Linked DNA regions of Homo sapiens: region 2 is linked to region 1. The links are chromatin loops, found by intact Hi-C in ENCODE. Cell type or tissue: Caco-2. All regions are shown on one strand. Links, peaks and the distances in the headings refer to the core of each region. The heading gives the core; the rest is flanking DNA. Region 1 overlaps MPRIP (myosin phosphatase Rho interacting protein). Region 2 has its middle 15 kb from the start of MPRIP.

The links. Peaks named below come from ENCODE experiments on the same cell type or tissue, not always from the same donor. Only the 100,000 strongest peaks of a DNase experiment are listed, where the experiment ranks them.
Region 2: it touches region 1 in a loop (5-fold over the local background); 4 of 110 quality-filtered maps call a loop at or near these places.

Annotation. Positions count from the first base shown.
Region 1 is chr17:17,074,382-17,083,364 of GRCh38, reverse strand. It overlaps MPRIP (myosin phosphatase Rho interacting protein), which reads right to left. Exons shown (of 24, transcript NM_001364716.4): 2 at 7,578-7,655; 3 at 5,289-5,354. Among named protein-coding and RNA genes, the nearest start is that of MPRIP, 36 kb to the right of the region's middle. In Caco-2, for the core only: no CTCF peak of the experiment used is centred there; a DNase peak (open chromatin) is centred at 4,824.
Region 2 is chr17:17,023,078-17,032,060 of GRCh38, reverse strand. No RefSeq gene overlaps it. Among named protein-coding and RNA genes, the nearest start is that of MPRIP, 15 kb to the left of the region's middle. RefSeq lists an enhancer at 2,123-2,697. In Caco-2, for the core only: no CTCF peak of the experiment used is centred there; DNase peaks (open chromatin) are centred at 2,690 and 3,790; H3K4me3 peaks cover 332 bases.

The DNA.
Region 1 (8,983 bases), core at 696-8,695:
CACCTGGAGTGCTCTGAAGATCCTTTGGACCAAGCCTGTTTACTTTATACACAAGTACACAGGCACCCCAAATTAATTTCTCAGGCTGGAACTTCACATCTTACGGGACTGACAAACTCCCAGGTTGCCCCTGAAAAAGGCACATATCCAAGAGCTAGAAGTGTTTTCTCTACTATGTCCGAGGATGTGAGCTGAGATTATGAGTCCTTAGCACAGCCCCTACACAGTCAGGCAGCTCTCATCTCTCGTGATGCTCAAGGACTCTCCAGGCTAGGATGGAGCAGAGCTCCACACCATGGAGGCCGGCCCTCAGCACCATGCCTGCCACAGAAGGTGGCCTCAGTCTCTCCATGGCTTCCATGTGTGAGAGGCTTGGGGTCAGCAGACATGGTCCAAGATCATCAGACCTACCACAATCAGGAGGGAGGAAATTCTGACACCAACCAGGATGATCTTTCAGGACCTTATGCTGAGTGAAATACACCAGTCACAAAGGACAAACACTGCATGATCCCATTTATGTGAGGTGCTGGAGGAGTCAAATTCATAGAGACAGAGAATAGCATGGGGGTTTCCAGGGGCTGGGGAAGGGAGTTATAGTTCAATGGGTGCACAGTTCAGTTAGCAAGTTGAAAAGGGTCCTGGAGAGAGACCGGTGGTGGTGGTTGTGCAACAATGTGAATGTACTTAATGCCACTGAACTGCACACTTAAAAACGATTAAGATGGTGAATTTCCAGTGTACTTACCACAGTTAAAAACATTCGAACAGACCGGGCACGGTGGCTCATGCCTGTAATCCCAGCACTTTGGGAGGCCGAGGCGGGCGGATCACCTGAGGTCTGGAGTTCAAGACCAGCCTGTCCAGCATGAAGAAACCCCATCTCTACTAAAAATACAAAATTAGCTGGGCATGGTGGCCCATGCCTGTAATCCCAGCTACTCCGGAGGCTGAGGCAGGATAATGGTTTGAACCTGGGAGTCGGAGGTTGCTGTGAGCCGAGACTGCGCCATTGCACTCCAGCCTGGGCAACAAGAGCGAAACTCCGTCTCAAAAAAAAAAAAAAAAAAAAAAAAAAATTGGAAAAAGCATTTGATCAGCTTTTTGCCTTGGAGAGCAGGCCCTTGAGAATCCCAAAGCCTCATGGCCTGGCCTGCTCCACCCTAAACTCCTGGCGCTCCCACTCTCCTTCTAGACCTGGAGCTCCTCCCAAGAGCCTTCTAGTGATGTCTGGTGACATCCACACCTCAGCTCGACATCAGTCCCCAAAAACTTGGTGACAGAATTAGGTAAAATCATGGGCAGCACTTTACAGGTGGAGAAACAAAGGCAGAGGACAGAGGCAGCAATCTGGGTTTCTAGATTGTTGCTTTGTCCACTCCTGAAAAACCAGGGGCCCAGCCAAATCTCTCAGGCTTTTACTTGTCTGTGAGGCTGCCCGGACCCCACCTCACCTCAGCCTGCATTTGAGAAATTTCTTTTCCTTTTTCGGGAAATTTGCCTCTCCTCCACACCCACCAGTTACAGGGTACGTGGGTGTATCGAGAAAGAAATTTCCCAAAAAAGGAAAAGAGATTCCCCAAAGTTAGCCCCATCTCAGGGCTGCCTGGAGAGGCAATGGTCAGCTTCCGGAACTGGATGAAGTCCAGCAGCCCCAGCCCCAGCAGAAGTCCCCGAGCAGAAAGGGCTTCCCGAAGCCACTGTCCCCAGATCCAGGGACTGCTGCTGCCTTCCTCCCTCTCCTGCACGCTGTGACCTCCTGATGTCCACCTTCCTCTCCAGGTCCCAACCCAGTGGGGCTGAGGTAACCGAATTTTCCCCATCCCAGTTATCTGGAGCTCTTGGGAGGTTTTCTCCCTTCTGCTGAGTAATCCCTAAAGGTCACTACATTGCTAATCTCCCTCCGAGGAACACCCCTTTTCCTATCTTCTCTCTTTTCCTACCCGCCCTGTCTTAAGGTTTTCAAGCTGGGAGCAGAAATTACGCAGCAAGGCATTTACAAAGTTGGTAGTTCAACTCCACACATATTTACAGAACACCTGGCTAGATTTGTGCCGCCCAAACCCCATGCTAGACAATGGGGAGACACACCAAGAATTATCACGGGCCCAACAACAACAAGAAGTCAGTCTAGTTGGCAAGATAACACTCAAGCAAATGAAATCAAATGGTAACATCATATAAGTCAGTAACAATTCGAAATAGATGCTGATTGAGTGTGGAGGGCACAGACCAGCCATAAAATGCTATAGTTTATTATATGAGCCTGGGAGGGTCAGAGGTAGCCACGGGCTGCTTAGAGCTGCTGCTTTTGGAGACAAATGCCCAGGTAGGGATTGCTTTGCAACATCACGGTCTGAGGGCACCACGTAGGGAGTGCCACCTATGTGCTCCCTGGTACACACACACACAAGCAGTTCTGCAGGCCCTGTGGTTGCCTGGTGTGCAGGGGAACCCCGTAGACCTCTCTAGATCAGAAACAGGCCCACCCCATTCTACGACTGGCACTGCACCATCATCCCCCTCACTCCAGGAAATCTGACAGGTGAGTCCCGTGCTGTTTAAGAGCAGAGCTAATAGCAAATCACATTTACATTTTCATTTTTAAAAATAAATAAGAATTTAAATAAACCCCTGTCGAAACTGCTCAGTTTCTTGGCCTTGGCACTGTTGACATTTTGGGCTGGAGCCTTCCTTGTTCTGGGGGCTGTTCTGTGAAGGAGATTCAGTAGCATCCCTGGCCTCCACCCACTAGATGCCAGCAGCATTCCTGCCCCAGGTGTGACAATCAAGGATGACTCCAGACATGGCCAGTGGCCCTGGGAGGCATGACGCTGAGGACCACTGGTCTATTTCCAGGCACTCACAAAGGAAGCTTCCAGCTTGGCTGGAGTTTACCCACACATAAGCCTATCTGAAATGGAGTTTTCCTGCTCCAGGTCTCAGGATCCTGCCAGCCTGTTTGGGGTGGGACTCTCAGCTCAGGGCGGTTGACCGTTAAGCTGGAGCTCCTGGGCTACAGGCTGTCTGCTCACTCTGGGGAGTGGCTCTGAGGAGCAAACCCTGATGCAGAGCACTGGGTGCTAGAGAAATCTCTCCAGCCTCTGCCTCCTCCCACCTGGCTTCTACCCTAAGTGCCTCCTTGCAACCTTCCCCTGTGACCTTCCTGATACAACAGGGAAACCCCTCCACAGCCTCGGCTGGGCAAAGCAGTATTTACTGATGGGCTCACTGGGTCAGTTTCTCCAGCTCCCAGGTCATCTGCCAGAAAGCAGCCCGTGGCCCAAAACTCCCAGCTCTGGGCCTGCCCCCATGCCCTCTCTCAGTCCAAGTTTTCCCTGGGACTTCTTTCTTTCCCCACATCCCTGGCACAGTCCCACCTCTGCCTGAGCACTCCATGAAATAATACGCAACTCATATCCAGGTTGCTGGGAGACCACAGTGCACTGTGAAGTGTCGGTGCTCCTGGCTAAGCGGCCTCAATTATCCAGAAGCCGTGCCTGGGAGGCAGCATGTGCTCTGCACTTGTGCCAGCACCAAGGCGTCCCCAGAAGCTACCCTCTTTGTGCTTGTGCAACTGAGCCAGAGGGAATAATGGATTTTGCTGGACTTTAGTTAGACCTAAAGAAAGATTTCCTGACTGAAATTATCAGTCCCCAAGGAAACAGTGCAGGGAACTTTGTTTTTTTGGGATGGTTCATGACCCAGCCCAGCCTGAATGTAATCCAGTGACCTCTTGAGGCTCCTCTGATACTGTTAAGTCAATTGCAGGACTCAGCCAGTCAGTCAGCCACAGGGAGGCAAGATAAACCTCACAGCTGCAGGAGCCCAGCTCTGACCCCAGGGCTACTCCCTGTGTAAGGGCTAAGCCAGGAGAACACGAAGTGTGAAGTCTAATCCTCCAGGTCTGCTTTCTTGCCTCAAAGGAACGGAGTGTCCAAATGCTTTGTCTCCCTGCTCCTACTTCCAGCCAAGTCCACAATCGGTGCTCACCTCCAGTACACTACCCTGGAGCACAGACGTTCCCATAGCAAAAACCCCCTATGCTCTAATCATGATGTACAAATATGCTCACCGGAAAGAATGAAAAGGAAGACAATTCTTTTTAAGTAGGAACCAGTGAGGTGACAGTTGATACAGGATTATGGTACCATCCTCTTAATTCACCCCAGAAACAAAAGTAGAAAACATATCACATCACAAAGGTTAGGACTCGAGTACAAACACGCCCACTTCTGACCTTTGCACATGTGAGCTGTAATGACCACCCAAAAATCCCAGGCACCCCCGCCACCCCCTGCCGCAGTCTGGAAGGTACCTCTAGGGACAGTTATCTCCACTCATACTTCCAGAGTCTGTCTCGCCCCTGCAGCAAAGAAACAAACTCTGGGTAGGATAGGCAGGGGCTGCCTATTTTACATAGTGAGACTAGGCTTTCCAGGACAGTCCCAATTTTAAAATGCTGCACATATGGGCACACAAACATTCACCCACCAAGTGGAACTGGAAAAGGCGATCAAATCTCGCATCTTCAACCCTTTACAAAGTTTGGAATGCAGTCCTACTTTAGATTAATTAGGAGAGACTAATCTCCTTTAGAGAAAAAGTCAGGAGATAAAATGGGTGGAAAAAGAAAAGCCAGAAATTCCACCTAGTTGATTTTCAGGTTTGGCCTCTGGGGCAACAGCAGCAAACACTCATCCAGCCCAGGAAGCAACTGGAAAACCAGGGAGGTGGGGAGGAGGAAGAAGCCTGTCTGCCTGGTTTAGTGACCAGAAGAACGATGACCTTGTGACCAGGAGGCCTCTGAAGTCAGCTCGGAAAACTAAGCCAAGCTCAAATGAGACAAGCAAAACCAATTACAGTCGCAGAATTGACAGGCAACCCCAGGACTAGGTGCGTGAGCACATGTGCCAGCCCCAGGGCCAGCCCCTGCCCCACGCCCACAGGTCCACAGCCTGCACACGTGATCCAGGACTTTGCCCTTGCTTTCCCCTAACCAGGAGTGCTCCAGTGAAGTCCACACTATTAGCCTTCAACAGAAATGACTTCCTCCCTCACTTCTTCCTCTCACTCAAGACCACAGAAGATGATGTTTCAAACCAAAGGTCTGGGTTTTTAAAGCTGTCTCCAGCAGGTGCCACAAGTTCTTCAAAACATTCCACACTCCCAAACAGACACAAGCAGGAGCACATGGCTGCTGTGCTCTCACATGACAACGCAAGGGCACTGTAATGGAGGGACTTGGTGAAGGCTGGGGACAGGGAGTGGGCAAGGATAACACTTACCATCTCATCCAGGGCGTAGCGCAAGAGGCCGTGCTCGTAAAGGATGAAGAACCGTCGCTGCCATTTCTGCAACGGAGCACAAGGTGGGTGGTTAGGAGGATCTGGGTCCTGGCCCCAGAGCTTGGCTTCTGGAGTTCCCACGTCTGACAAGTCCATATCTAAGGAAGGTCACTCCACAGATTCCACTTCTGGGGCAGGTGGCAGGAAAAGAGGGACCCGAGGCACAAGAATGTTGATTCATCAGCCAGGACTGGGCTGGGAGACAGGCCCAAATCACATGAGTGATTGAGGCTTAATAAGAAGTCTTTTTTTTTTTTTTTTTTTAACACTTGGAAGCTCCTCAGGAGCAGAAACAACGTGTGGTTACCTTTTTGTATTCCTGATGGTGCTCAGCATAGAATGCATCACATGACATGTGTCAATATTTATTTGATGAATGATCTGACATGACATGGAATAATCCAGGAATGCCAAGGCATGGATTCACCACTTCTGAAAAAACCTGGGAAACTGCTACAAAAGGGGTTGTTCTGATGATCCACTGGCAAAGAGGAGGCACAAAAACAGCCAGGCTCCAGAATTCACTGAGGTGAAATGAGTTAATGAAAATCAAAACAGAGGAGCAGCAAGACCAGTGGAAATAACTCCAATATCCAAGGAGTGACCAACTGGCACAGATCATCCCCCGCTCTACTCTCCCTCCAAAAGCCAGACCACTGGGAAGTGTCCACGGCGGTCAGATGCCATCAGGAGCTGAAATGAAATGGACTATGCGGTGTATGTCTTCCTTTGTGTGGGGAGAAGGGACTTGTCCATAATGCGAGTCTGCTGGCCCAGGTCATGAATGACAGGCACAGCTCCCAGCCCCAAATCATCACAAGGGTCCATGACCTATTTTCAACATTTCAACAAGCCCAATCCAGCCTGGGCAGCATGGTGAAACCCCGTCTCTACAAAAAATACAAAAATTAGCTAGGCATGGTGATGCACGCCTGTAGCCCCAGCTACTCAGGAGGCTGAGGTAAGAGGATCACATGAACCTGGGAGGTCAAGACTGCACTGAATCGAGATCATGCCACTGCACTCCAGCCTGGGTGACAGAGCAAGACTCTGTTTCAAAAAAAAAAAAAAAAAAAAAAAGCAAAGAGCCCAACAATACTCAGAGTTTAACTGGCAGTGAGGCCACGTGAACTGACTATAAAAGCACATCTCTCTGCTTTGGGCCAGGGTTATCATTTATAAAAAGACTCCTGTCAGAGGCTGGAAATGGCAATTTTGTACAACCTTGATATAAAATAGGAAAGGGAACTACTCCCTGGAAACTGCAGCCCAGCTGGACCAGTGATGCCTGAGTTCTCCTGTCTGGGTGGCATGAACAGGGACTCAAAGGGCCTTGCAAAGAGGCCTTGTAGAGGGCTGGTCTATGCTGGGTGTGTAGAGGAGGCCACCTGAACATGTTTCCCAGGAACATTTCCAAGGGCCTTATGTGCAGCCTCTGAAATCAAAACCCATTCTAGAAGCAATCCCAAAGAACAGAGACACAATGCAAGGCCTGTGGGACCAGAATACACAGCCCAAGGCCCCTACTCCAAAGTGTAATATTCAGGGTGGGGAAAGGATGAGCAGCAGAAACTAAGAAGAAGAGGAAAGGGAGCTCCCGGGGATGGAGGGGGCTGAGTGGAAGCAATTTATAGGGTGCAAGCGGCAGCACTGTAAGAAAGTTTGTGAGGAAGGAGAGTTTTGTAACCGGAGTCAAATCCAGAGGGGCTTCCTGGCAGAGAAACAAACCACAGGTCAGGCCAATGATGGTCCCAGCTCTAGCGGGGCCCTGCCCTGGGCAATGCACATTTTAGTAAGAGGTAAGCCAAGGCCTCTGGGCCCCCAACCCTTCACTAGTGCTAGTGTGCTGAACCCCTGGCTCAGGAAGAAGGGAGGTGCTACAGGGGCAGGCCTTGGCATGGAAGGAATTGGGAGCTGCTCGGTATAATGCAAACCTTTAACTGCTCTTTTGCCTCTTCCATTTTACTGTTCCTAGAGTCAACCTGACCCACAAAACAGGCAACACCCACATGAGAGCTCCTCATTCTGAAGGGAGCACTACACACAACTATGTATAATTGAGACCTTTTCTGTACAACGTACAAGTGCACCAAATGGGGGAGCCCTGCTGGTCCTGCTATCCCAGGATCCACTGTTCAACTCTCCATCTCCCTCTTCCACTCTGCCAGTTCACCCTTAGATGGGTCCCTTCTCTGGTTCCTCCCTGAGAGTTGGCTCTGATGCCCTTACCCGAGACCGGTGCACTGGGTTGTCAAAGTCGGTCCCATCTGGAGCCAGGAGCAGCCAACCGCCATAAATGGGTTTTGCCTAGAGGAGAAAAAAGAGGGCAGGTCACCAGCAGCCTTCAACCCAGAAGAGAGAACAGGTCAAGTTAACAGCAAGCACTCGCTGGAAACAGATGTTGCCTCTGCTCTGCAGAGGTCATGACACCTATTTCCACTGCGGTGCGTCTGCAGCTGCTTGAGAGTCAGAGGCTGGCGGGGATTCTGCAGCATCCGGGGTGGAGAGCATACAGGCCCTGGCAGGAGTGTGAGAACCTGGAGAGTACAGGATCCCCTAAGACATGCTGTCTCCTGCAAGTTACTGATCAAGCCACCAAGATCAGGAAAAAATGACATGTTATTCAACAAATATGTGAGTGTCAGTGTGTGCCAGGCGCCAGGAAATAGGACATGAACAACACAGTCAAAAAGCTTCATCCTGAAGATACAAAACAGGGCCTGGAGAAGAGACTGCTTTCGTGATCAAAGCCAGCTCTGGCCAAAGAATCATCAACTGACTGGCTGTGTGACTGCGTGCAGAAACTCTTTGAGTTCAAACTCTCCCATTTGAAAAGTGAGAGTGATGACAATTCTACCTAAACCTCATGACTCTGATGTGAGGACTGATGAGATAATGCAATCAGTAAAACCCAGCACAGGGATGTAAAACGGTGCTGCCACCTTGGAAAAGTCTGGCAGTTCCTCAGAAAGTTAAAGGCAGAGTTACCCTAGGGCCCAGCAATTTCACCCCTATGTATACACACCCAAGAAAACGGAAAACAGGGGCTCAAATAAATACCTGCACATGAATGTTCATAGCAGTATTATTCACACCTGCCAAAAGGTGGTAACAGCCCAAATATCCATGGACAGATGAATAGATGAACAAAGTGTGATGGGTCCACACAAGGGAACATTATTCAGCCAGAAAAAGGAATGAAGCACTAACATACACCACAACACCGAGGAACCCCGAAAACATGATGCTAAGTCAAAGAAGCCAGGCACAAAAGCCCACATATTACAGAATTCCACTTATGCAAATGGTCCAGAATAGGCAAATCCACAGCACAGAAAGCAGATTAGTGGTCGCCAGGGACTGGAGGAAAGGAAATAAGGAGAGACAGCTAACAGGTATGGGGTTTCTTTCGTGGGTGACTAAAATATTCTAGAATTAGACAGTGGAGATGGTTGCACAACATTGTAAATATGCTAAAACTCACCAAACTGTATACTTTAAGAGAGTGAATCTTAAGATATGTGAATTATAGCTCAACTTAAAAAGCTGCACAAAGAACACTGAGCACAGTGTCTGGCCTGTGAGGTCTCAACAAATGTGAGGCACTGCTATATTTTACCAGCCACAGAGTCCCC
Region 2 (8,983 bases), core at 762-8,761, 51 kb after region 1:
ATGTGTCTACATGCATGTTGGCCTGTTTATCTGGGGGTCTGACCTGCATCTCTGACTTGTGAATATGTGTGTGAATTGTACAGATGCATCCATCTTTGCATGTCATATGATCTGTGAGATGATGGTACATATTTATGTGTGTTTGTGGGCAACTGGGCTATCTGGCTGGCCCCACTGCATATATATCTGGGCTTCTATGTGATTGTCTGTGAGTGTCATTGTGTGTGTGTATTCTGTCTGATTGAGCTGTATATGTTTGCATGTCTGTTTTATATATGCAGGTCCATGTGTCCATATCTATGTGCATGTTTGGGCTTGGCAAGTTGCCTCATACCTATAATCCCAGCACTTTGGGAGGCTGAGGCAGGAGGATCGCTTGAGGCCAGGAGTTTGAGACCAACCCGGACAGCATGGTGAGACCTCATCTCTACAAAAAAATTAAAAATTAGCTGGGCATGGTGGCACACACCTGTAGGCCCAGCTACTTGAAAGACTGAGGCGGGGGGATCGCTTGAGCCCAGGAAATTGAGGCTGCAGTGAGCTAGGATGGCATGACTGCACTCCAGGCTGGGCGACAGAGTGAGAACTTGTCTCTAAAAATAAAATAAAAATAATAAATAGAATAAGGTAAGTGCAGTCTGTGCCTATGCCTCTGCACAAGTGCGTGTCAGCATGCATAGTTGTGTGTTGTGTCCGGCTGAGTAGGCACATGTGCATGCGTGTGAGTGTTGGATGCTGGGGCAGTCAGGGTTCGAGTCACTGACAGTCAGCACCCACTCCTCACTTCCTCATGCCTGGTTCCTACAGGTCCCCACAAGAAGCATGTAGGGCCCAAGCACCCCCTGCCACCTCTGAACCCCAAGCACAGGCACGAGAAGGTAAGGGTGGCCGACTGCAGGGCCCAGGCTTGGAGGACCCTGGAGCCGACTCCTGGTGCATGTACCACGACTGCCAGCCTGCCTTGGCCTGGCTCCTGGGAAACACTTGCCCTTGGCCAACTGGAGAGCTGTCGATTTGGGACACAGCCCCACAGTGGCCACCACTTTATCCCACCCTCAAATACTTCCTAAGGCCATTTGTTGCTAGGAGACGGGTACAGGCAGCCTGCTTTGATGGCTCTCTAGACACAGGCTCCAGGGACAGGAAGCCTGTCTGGCCCCTTTCCTATGAAGTGGCTGGGGAGACTGGGGGTGGGCATCGGGGATGAAGGATAGACGGGGCAGCTTGGACAGAGTAAGCAGCAGGAAGTCTCAGAGCCTTAGGAGCAGAGGGGCCCTGGTACCCCTTGGTCAGGATGCTGAGCCCAGAGAGGGCAAGATCCTGACTTAGGTCACACAGCAACAATCCCCGGCAGAACTAGCATTCCTTTTGGAGAAATTCAGAGTTCATGGCCCCAGGAGTCATTCATTCACTCATGCATGCATTCATTCATTCATTCATTCATTCATTCATTCATTCAGCAATTACATATTAAGCATCTACTATACGCCAGGCCCACTACTAAGCCCCGGCATACAGCAGTGGAAAAGACGGAGGCAATCCTCACCTCACAAAGCTGATACTCTCGTCAGAGAGACAGAAAACAAGTGAAGTTAAGATCACGTCACTTTGTGCTAAGGGCTAGTAAATAAAATTACACCATGTAGAACATTGGAGTCGCTCTGTCCAAATGGTGGCCACTAGCCCCATGTGGCTATATGAGTTTCAAGTAATTGGAGTAATTGAAAATTAAGAGTCCAGTTCTTCCATTGCAGTAGCCGCATTTCAGGGGCTTGTTAGCCACACGGGGCCGGTAGCTTCTGACAGAGGCTGGTGACAGTGGACAAAGAGCACTTCCATCACAGAAGGAGCTGCCGGACAGGGCTGGTGTGGGGAGTGGACAGAAGGCTGGGGGCCAGATGGCCGAGGACAGCGACATCTAGGCTGTCCTGCTGAGAAGGGGCGGCCACATGGTGATGCACCCGGGGGACAGGACAGCAGGTGCAATGCTGGCCAGGTGGGGATGTGCTTGGTGTGTTCAAGGGACAGAAAGGACAGAGGCAGTGAGGGGAGAGGAGAGAGAGGTGGGGTTGGGGAGGTCAGCGGGGGTCTCTGGGGCCTGGGTAAGGAGTTTCTGCTTTATGTGGAGGGCGTCAGGAAGCCATGGGGGGAGGGGTTAAGCAGGAGAGTGGCATGGTTTTAACAATATATGGAGAATGGATTTGTGGGGGCAAGAGTGGAAGGAAGGAGCCCTAGGGAGGAGGCTGTTGTGTCACAGAGAGGAAGGTGACTGAGACCTGGGTGATATGGGAGTGGGGGTTGGGCAACAGCCATCATAGCCCAAGCCTCAGGGTTATGGATCCAGCTGTGCCTGAAGCTACGGCTTGCTTGACACCCCCTCTACCTCCTTCCTCCTCTTGGTTGCTGGGCACTGACTTGAACACCCCTCATTACTACCACCCACCTATCCCCTCCCTCACAAAACCCCCGACTGTCTCTCCTCCTATCCCTGTGCGGAGCACTCAGACGGGACCTAGGCTTCCCTCAGTGCCCTGGGTCCAGTTTCTTTTGCCGGGCTTTGCCCCTCTCATCGCATCCCAGGGTTGATAAGCTAGCCCTGTCTAGTCACATTGAGGTCCTGGGAAAATACCTTAGGCCACCTGGTGTTTCACTGACTTTCCCCACCAGGACGCTTTCCTGGAGCTGTGAGCAGGATGCAGGAGGAATCAGCTGGCTCTGGGTCTGGGGGGTGGGAGTGACTAAAAGAGAAGGCTCAGCTTCAGTTGCAAAGTCCCCCAGAGGGACTTTGGTTTGTTTACGGGAAGAACTTCCCCTCTATAAAAGGGCCGATGTCATCCTTGTGCATTCGTGCATTCACAGTGGAGGGGATCCCCTAGGACCCTAAAAATGAGGTGGAAAGCCTTCTCCCTAGGGCAGGCGTCCAGAGGCCGGCTCTGCTTCTCAAACGCTGGGCACTCATTCCTCCTCAGGATCTTTGCAGCTGCAGTTCCCTCTGCCTGGAATGCTGTTCCCCTAAGACCCCAGGTGGCGTCTCCATCTGGCTGCCAAGTCTCCTCCTGAGCGATTATGCGGATTACCTGATGAGCACGGCTTCCTCCTTGGAAGCACCTTGTTTTGTCTCCGGTACTAGAACGCCAGCTCCACAAGGGCAGGGCGGTTGTTGATCTTGTTTTTCTCTGTCCCCTCCTGTCTGACACTATGCCTGGCATATGGTGGATGTTCCCAGGAGGTTTCTGGAATGAGCAGATGTCTGGGGTGAGTGTGGGCAGGTGGCTGCCATGCATACAGAGCCTGCCAGGCCCCAGGGGGCTCAGACTCACCCTCTGACTGCACCCTCCCAATGGGGATCAGGACTTTGAGGCTTGGAGAGGTGAGGTCACTCACCCGAGGTTGCACAGGCAGTATGTGGTGGGCCTGGTCTGGAGAGGCCTGGAGGGGACTTGGGGGTGTTGGAGGCTGGGCCACGGCCTGGGGACACACTGCCTTTCCACATGACAGCTCTCCATCCGTCCACAGCCCCTGCTTCCCCTGCCAAGTCGCACCTGGGGCTTCCCTGGCCACCTTGGGTCCTCAGGTACAATTGCACTGCAGGGCACTGGCCTGTGGCACACAGCAGCAGGCCCTGCAGCCCAGATTCACACAGCAAGCGAATGAGGCATAGCTGAAAACCGTGCACATGGTGGCCTCAGTCCACACAGGGTGGACCCAGCCCTGGACAGGCATGTGGCTCCACCCAACACTGAGCAGGCAGCCCTGCCTCCTGAGTGCACCTGCCACGCCCAGGGCTTACGTCAGCTGGGGGGACTGGGGCAGCCTCTCTGAAGAATGCAGCTCATTGTCAGCGATGGGGCAGGATTCCTTCGCAATGGCCACACCCAGAGGCAAGTCTGTCCAGGCGGACAAGGGCAGCTGAGTGAGGCGCCCTAGGAAGTCTGACCCCCTCTGCCCTGTGATGGTCCAGCAGCTCCAGGAAAAAGGACCAGAGTACCCATTGCCACCTGACCTTGCAACCACACACACGTGTGACTTTTATAATGAGAGAAAAAAAAAAACATGTTATAAAAACAACTTCTGTATGACTTGCCCAATGCCAGGATTATTCTAAGCATGGACTCTTTTTTTCATTAATTTTAAAAAAATGTTTGAGATGAGATCGTGTTCTGTCACCCAAGCTGGAGGGCAGTGGTGTGATCATAGCTCACAGTATCTTGGAACGTCCAGACTCAAGGGATCCTCCTGCCTCAGCCTCCTAAAGTTCTGGGATTACAGGTCTGAGCCACCACACCCGGTTTAAGCTCATATCTTGATCCTCACAACAACTGTCTGAGGAGGAAGTATTATCCTTACTCACACTTTGTAGTTGGGGAAACTGAGATCTGGGTAACTGGCCCACGTTCACACAGCCAGGAAGTGGGGGGCCAGGATTCACACCCAGTGTGGCCCAGTGTCCTCCTGGCTCCTGAGCAGCACCGCACACAGCTTTCAGAATCGTGCACACAGCCATCACTCTGGAACCATAGGGTAGGGCTGAGAAAACTGGGCATGAGGGTTGAGTTCCACCTACCCGTCCACACGCCTGGTCCAGAATTTGCTCAAGATCTTTATTGAACAGACGACACCACATACCATGATGGCAAAAAGGCCAGGCTCTGGTTGAATTTCAAGAACAGGCAAAGGCAGGTGTGGCAGCTCACGCTGGTAATCCCAGCACTTTGAGAGGCTGGGGTGAAAGGATCTCCTGAGCCCAGGAGACCAGCCTGGGCAACATGGAAAAACCCTGCCTCTAAAAAAATACAAAGATTAGCTGGGTGTGATTGTGAGCCCCTTGTAGTCCTAGCTACTTGGGAGGCTGAGGTGGGAGGATCACTTGAGCTGGGGAGGTTGAGGCTGCAGTGAGCAGTGATGGCACCACTGCACTCCAGCCTTGGCAACAGAGTGAGACCCCATCTCAAAAAATAAAGAAATATATACATACATATATAAATAAATAAATGCTGGCTGGGTCCAGTGGCTCACGCCTGTAATCCCAGCACTTTGGGAGGCTGAGATGGGTGGATCACAAGGTCAGGAGTTCAAGACCAGCCTGGCCAACATGGTGAAACCCCCTTCTCTACTAAAAATACAAAAATTAGCTGGGCATGGTGGCACACCCCTGTAATCCCAGCTGCTCTGGAGGTTGAGGCAGGAGAATCGCTTGAACCTGGGAGGCGGAGGTTGCAGTAAGCCAAGATTGCGCCACTGTGCTCCAGCCTGGGAGACAGAGAGAGACTCTATCTCAAAAAAATTAATTAATTAAAAATAAATAAATAAATGTTATTGTGTATATTTAAGGTATAAAAGCTATATTATATATAAAGATAGTAAAAGTATAACTATAATGAAACAAATGAACAGATCCATCATCTGAGATATTAACAGTGAACCGTAGTTTTGCTTTTGTGGCAGGAGCAGCTAAAATCTACTTAACATGAATCCCATGCACTGTGCAACTTTCTTACCTGTGGTTCCCATGCTGTACATTAGATCTCTAGGCTTGTTTTGTTCTTTGTGTGTATTTGACTTGTTTTCTTTGATTCCACACATAATTTCCTCTTCTTTTTTTTTTTTTGAGACGGAGCCTCGTTCTGTGGCCCAGGTTTAGTGCAGTAGCGCAATCTCGGCTCTCGGCTCACTGCAACCTCCGTCTCCCTGGTTCAAGTGATTCTCATGTCTCAGCTTCCGAGTAGCTGGGACTACAGGTGTGTGCTGCCACACCTGGCTAAGTTTTGTACTTTTAGTAGAGATGGGGTTTCACCATGTTGGCCAGGCTGGTCTCAAATGCCTGACCTCAAGGGACCCTCCCACCTCGGCCTCCCAAAGTGCTGGGCTTACAGGTGTGAGCCACTGTGCCCGGCCTAATTTTTTTTAATGAATAAGAAATGCAGGCTCTGGAACCTGGCTTAAATCTCTGCTACTTTTGGCTGGGTGACCTTGGTTTCTCTGCTTCCGTTTCATCATGTGTATGTTTGGGGGTGATCCTACTACTGTAACAACAATGGATTATCCAGAGCAGAAATGAGGTGCCAAGCACCCAGCGCCGTGCCTGGCACATAGGAAGTGTCAATGAATTGGTACCAATGATTGATAGTGAGATTTACACCATGAGCCACGAGACATTTACCTACAAATATTAGCCAAGCACTGCGTGTGCCAGACCCTGGGCTGGGCTCTGGGTATAAAGCAGGAAACAGAACAGACCCAGCCCCTTTGCTCAGGGAGCTGACATTCTAGCGCCTTTGCTGTCAGCAACAGCTCACTGTGACTTGCCCACAGCTGCACAGCTAGAAGTGCTTCAGGGGACCCAAGCCTGACCCCTCTGTGGGGGAAGCATATGCTTTTGCTGCCTGTGCTTGGGGTATTCCTGAGGTCCTGACAGACAGTCCCTGCCCAGCCCAGGGATCCTGTGCCTGTCACCTCCAGAGAGGTGGGACAGAAATCCCGGGAGCTCAGAGCAATAAGGGCTGTGAGTTAGTGAGTGACACCCACTACTGGGCTCCAGGAGGGAGAGTACAGGGTGCTGTGCCTCTCTGCAGGGTCTCCAGGGGAGCCAGGCCCACAGCAAGGCCCCACTCACTAACATAGGTCACTTTGGCCTCCCTCCCTCAGGTCTACCTCCTCCCTCCTCTATTGGTGTTTCCTGGGACCATATGTCCCCCAAAACAACTTGTCCCCAACCCTATGTCAGAGCCTGCTTTTGAGGGTGCCCCTTAACAGAGCCAGCCATGGGCCATGTGGGGTGATATATCAGAGGGGGTGGGGATGCCCCTGGCCAGGGGTGTGGGCCCGGCTGCCCTCTGGGACAGCTAGACAGGAGCCCTGTTCTTTCTCAGGAAGGTTCTGCAGAGAGCAAGTGGTCTGGCTGTGGATTCAGTCAGCTCCTGGCTTTTGGAGATACTCCTGGCTGCTCTCCCAACCCTGAGTCCCTCGGGAGGCCATGGTCACCGAAGGGAGGGGGCTGGCTTTCAGCAGGACCATGTGGTTGGCCCTGACCCAAGGGAGAGGGGCCTACCCATGTGGGGCATGGGGGATGGAGTCAAGTACTTCCCAACAAGCCTGGCTGGAGCCCTGCTCGAGGAATGGGGTGCCTCAGGGTCTCCTGCTTCCCACCTGCCCTGACCTCTGGCACCAGGCTCTGTCCTTACTAATAGCCTCTGGACAGCAGGCGGAAGCCCAGAGCTGTGTGGCCTTCCCCGAGCTCTCCGAGGCCTGCCGTGGCTCCCCCTGCCCCTACAGTTTCTGCCTGTGCTTTGTACTTGGGATCTCGGGGGCTTCGTGGCACCAAGGGCCTACCAGGCTTTTCGGGAATTTAGCACTGGGGGCCACAGGGCATAGGGTAGGTAGGATCAGGCACCCAGGCGGGGAAAAGAGCCCTCTCGGACGGCCAGGAAGATGCTGCCAGCCTGGATCCCAATGTCGCGGACGCTCTCAGTTCATCCTTCTTGCCACGAATCCCCCAAATGGCATCAGTAGCCACAGCAACAGGAGCAATAATTATCTCTCTCTATGTGGAGATGGGCTCTTTACAGAGGTCATCAAGTTAAACTGACGTCAGTAGTGTGAGCCCTTATCCAGCATGACCCGTGCCCTCATAAAAAGGGGAAATTTGGGTCCGGGCATGGTGGCTCACGCCTGTAATCCCAGCACTTTGGGAGGCCAAGGCGAGCAGATCACAAGGTCAGGAGTTCCAGATCAGTCTGGCCAATATGGTGAAACCCCGTCTCTACTAAAAATACAAAAATTACCTGGGCGTGGTGGCGGGTGCCTGTAGTCCCAGCTACTCGGGAGGCTGAGGCAGGAGAATCACTTGAACCCGGGAGGCGGAGGTTGCAGTGAAGCCAAGATTGTGCCACTGCACTCCACCCTGGGCAACAGAGCAAGACTCCATCTCAAAGAAAAAAAAAAAAAGGTGGGGGGGAATTTGGACCCAGAGATGTGCATAGAGGGAAGACAAGGAGAAGAGACATGGGGGGAAGACAGCGCTACCGTGCCAAGGAGACAGTCCCAGAACAGAGCCTTCCTGCACAGCCCTCAGAAGGCCCTGTCCACAGACACCTTGATCTGGGACTTACAGCCCCCAGAACTCTGAGAAAATTGCTTGTTTTAGCCACCCAGTCCATGGTATTTTGCCACAGCAGCCCTAGTAGACTAATGCACATTTTTATTGCGATACAGTCCACTCGCCAGGCGTGGTGGCTCATGCCTGTAATCCCAGCACTTTGGGAGGTCAAGGCAGGTGGATCACTTGAAGTCAGGAGTTTGAGATCAGCCTGGCCAACATGGTGAAACCCTGTCTCTACTAAAAATACAAAATTAACTCGGGTGTGGTAGTGGGTGCCTATAGTCCCAGCTACTCAGGGGGCAGAGGTGAGAGAATCGCTTGAACCCAGGAGACAGAGGTTGCAGTGGGCCTAGATTGTAACATCGCACTCCAGCCTGGGTGACAGAGAGAGACTCCATCTTAAAAAAAAAAAAAAAAAGAGAGAGAGAGAGATACAATCCCCATGCCAGAAAATTCATTCATTTAAATTGTACAATTCAGTGATTTTTTATTCTAGTAAAATAGTTGTGCATCCATCACCATGACCTAAGTTTAAAAGATTTTCTTCACCCCAAAAGGAAGCCCTGTACCCACTAAGTGGTCACTCCCCATCCCCTCCCCGCAGCCCCTGGTAGACACTCGCCTGCTTTCTGTCTCCACGGATTTGCCTGAGCTGGACATTTCAATACATGGGATCAGACAATCTGCAGCATTTTGTGTCTGATTCCTTCACTCAGCATCATGTCTTCGAGGCTCATGCACACCATGGCAAGTCCACACATCATTCCTGTCTGCGACTGAATAACAGTCCATTGTACTGATGATCCGTTCATCAATTGCTGTGTCATACAATTTTGTTTTAAAAGGAGGATCTGAAGCATGGCAAATGTTCACATGTGTTAAATC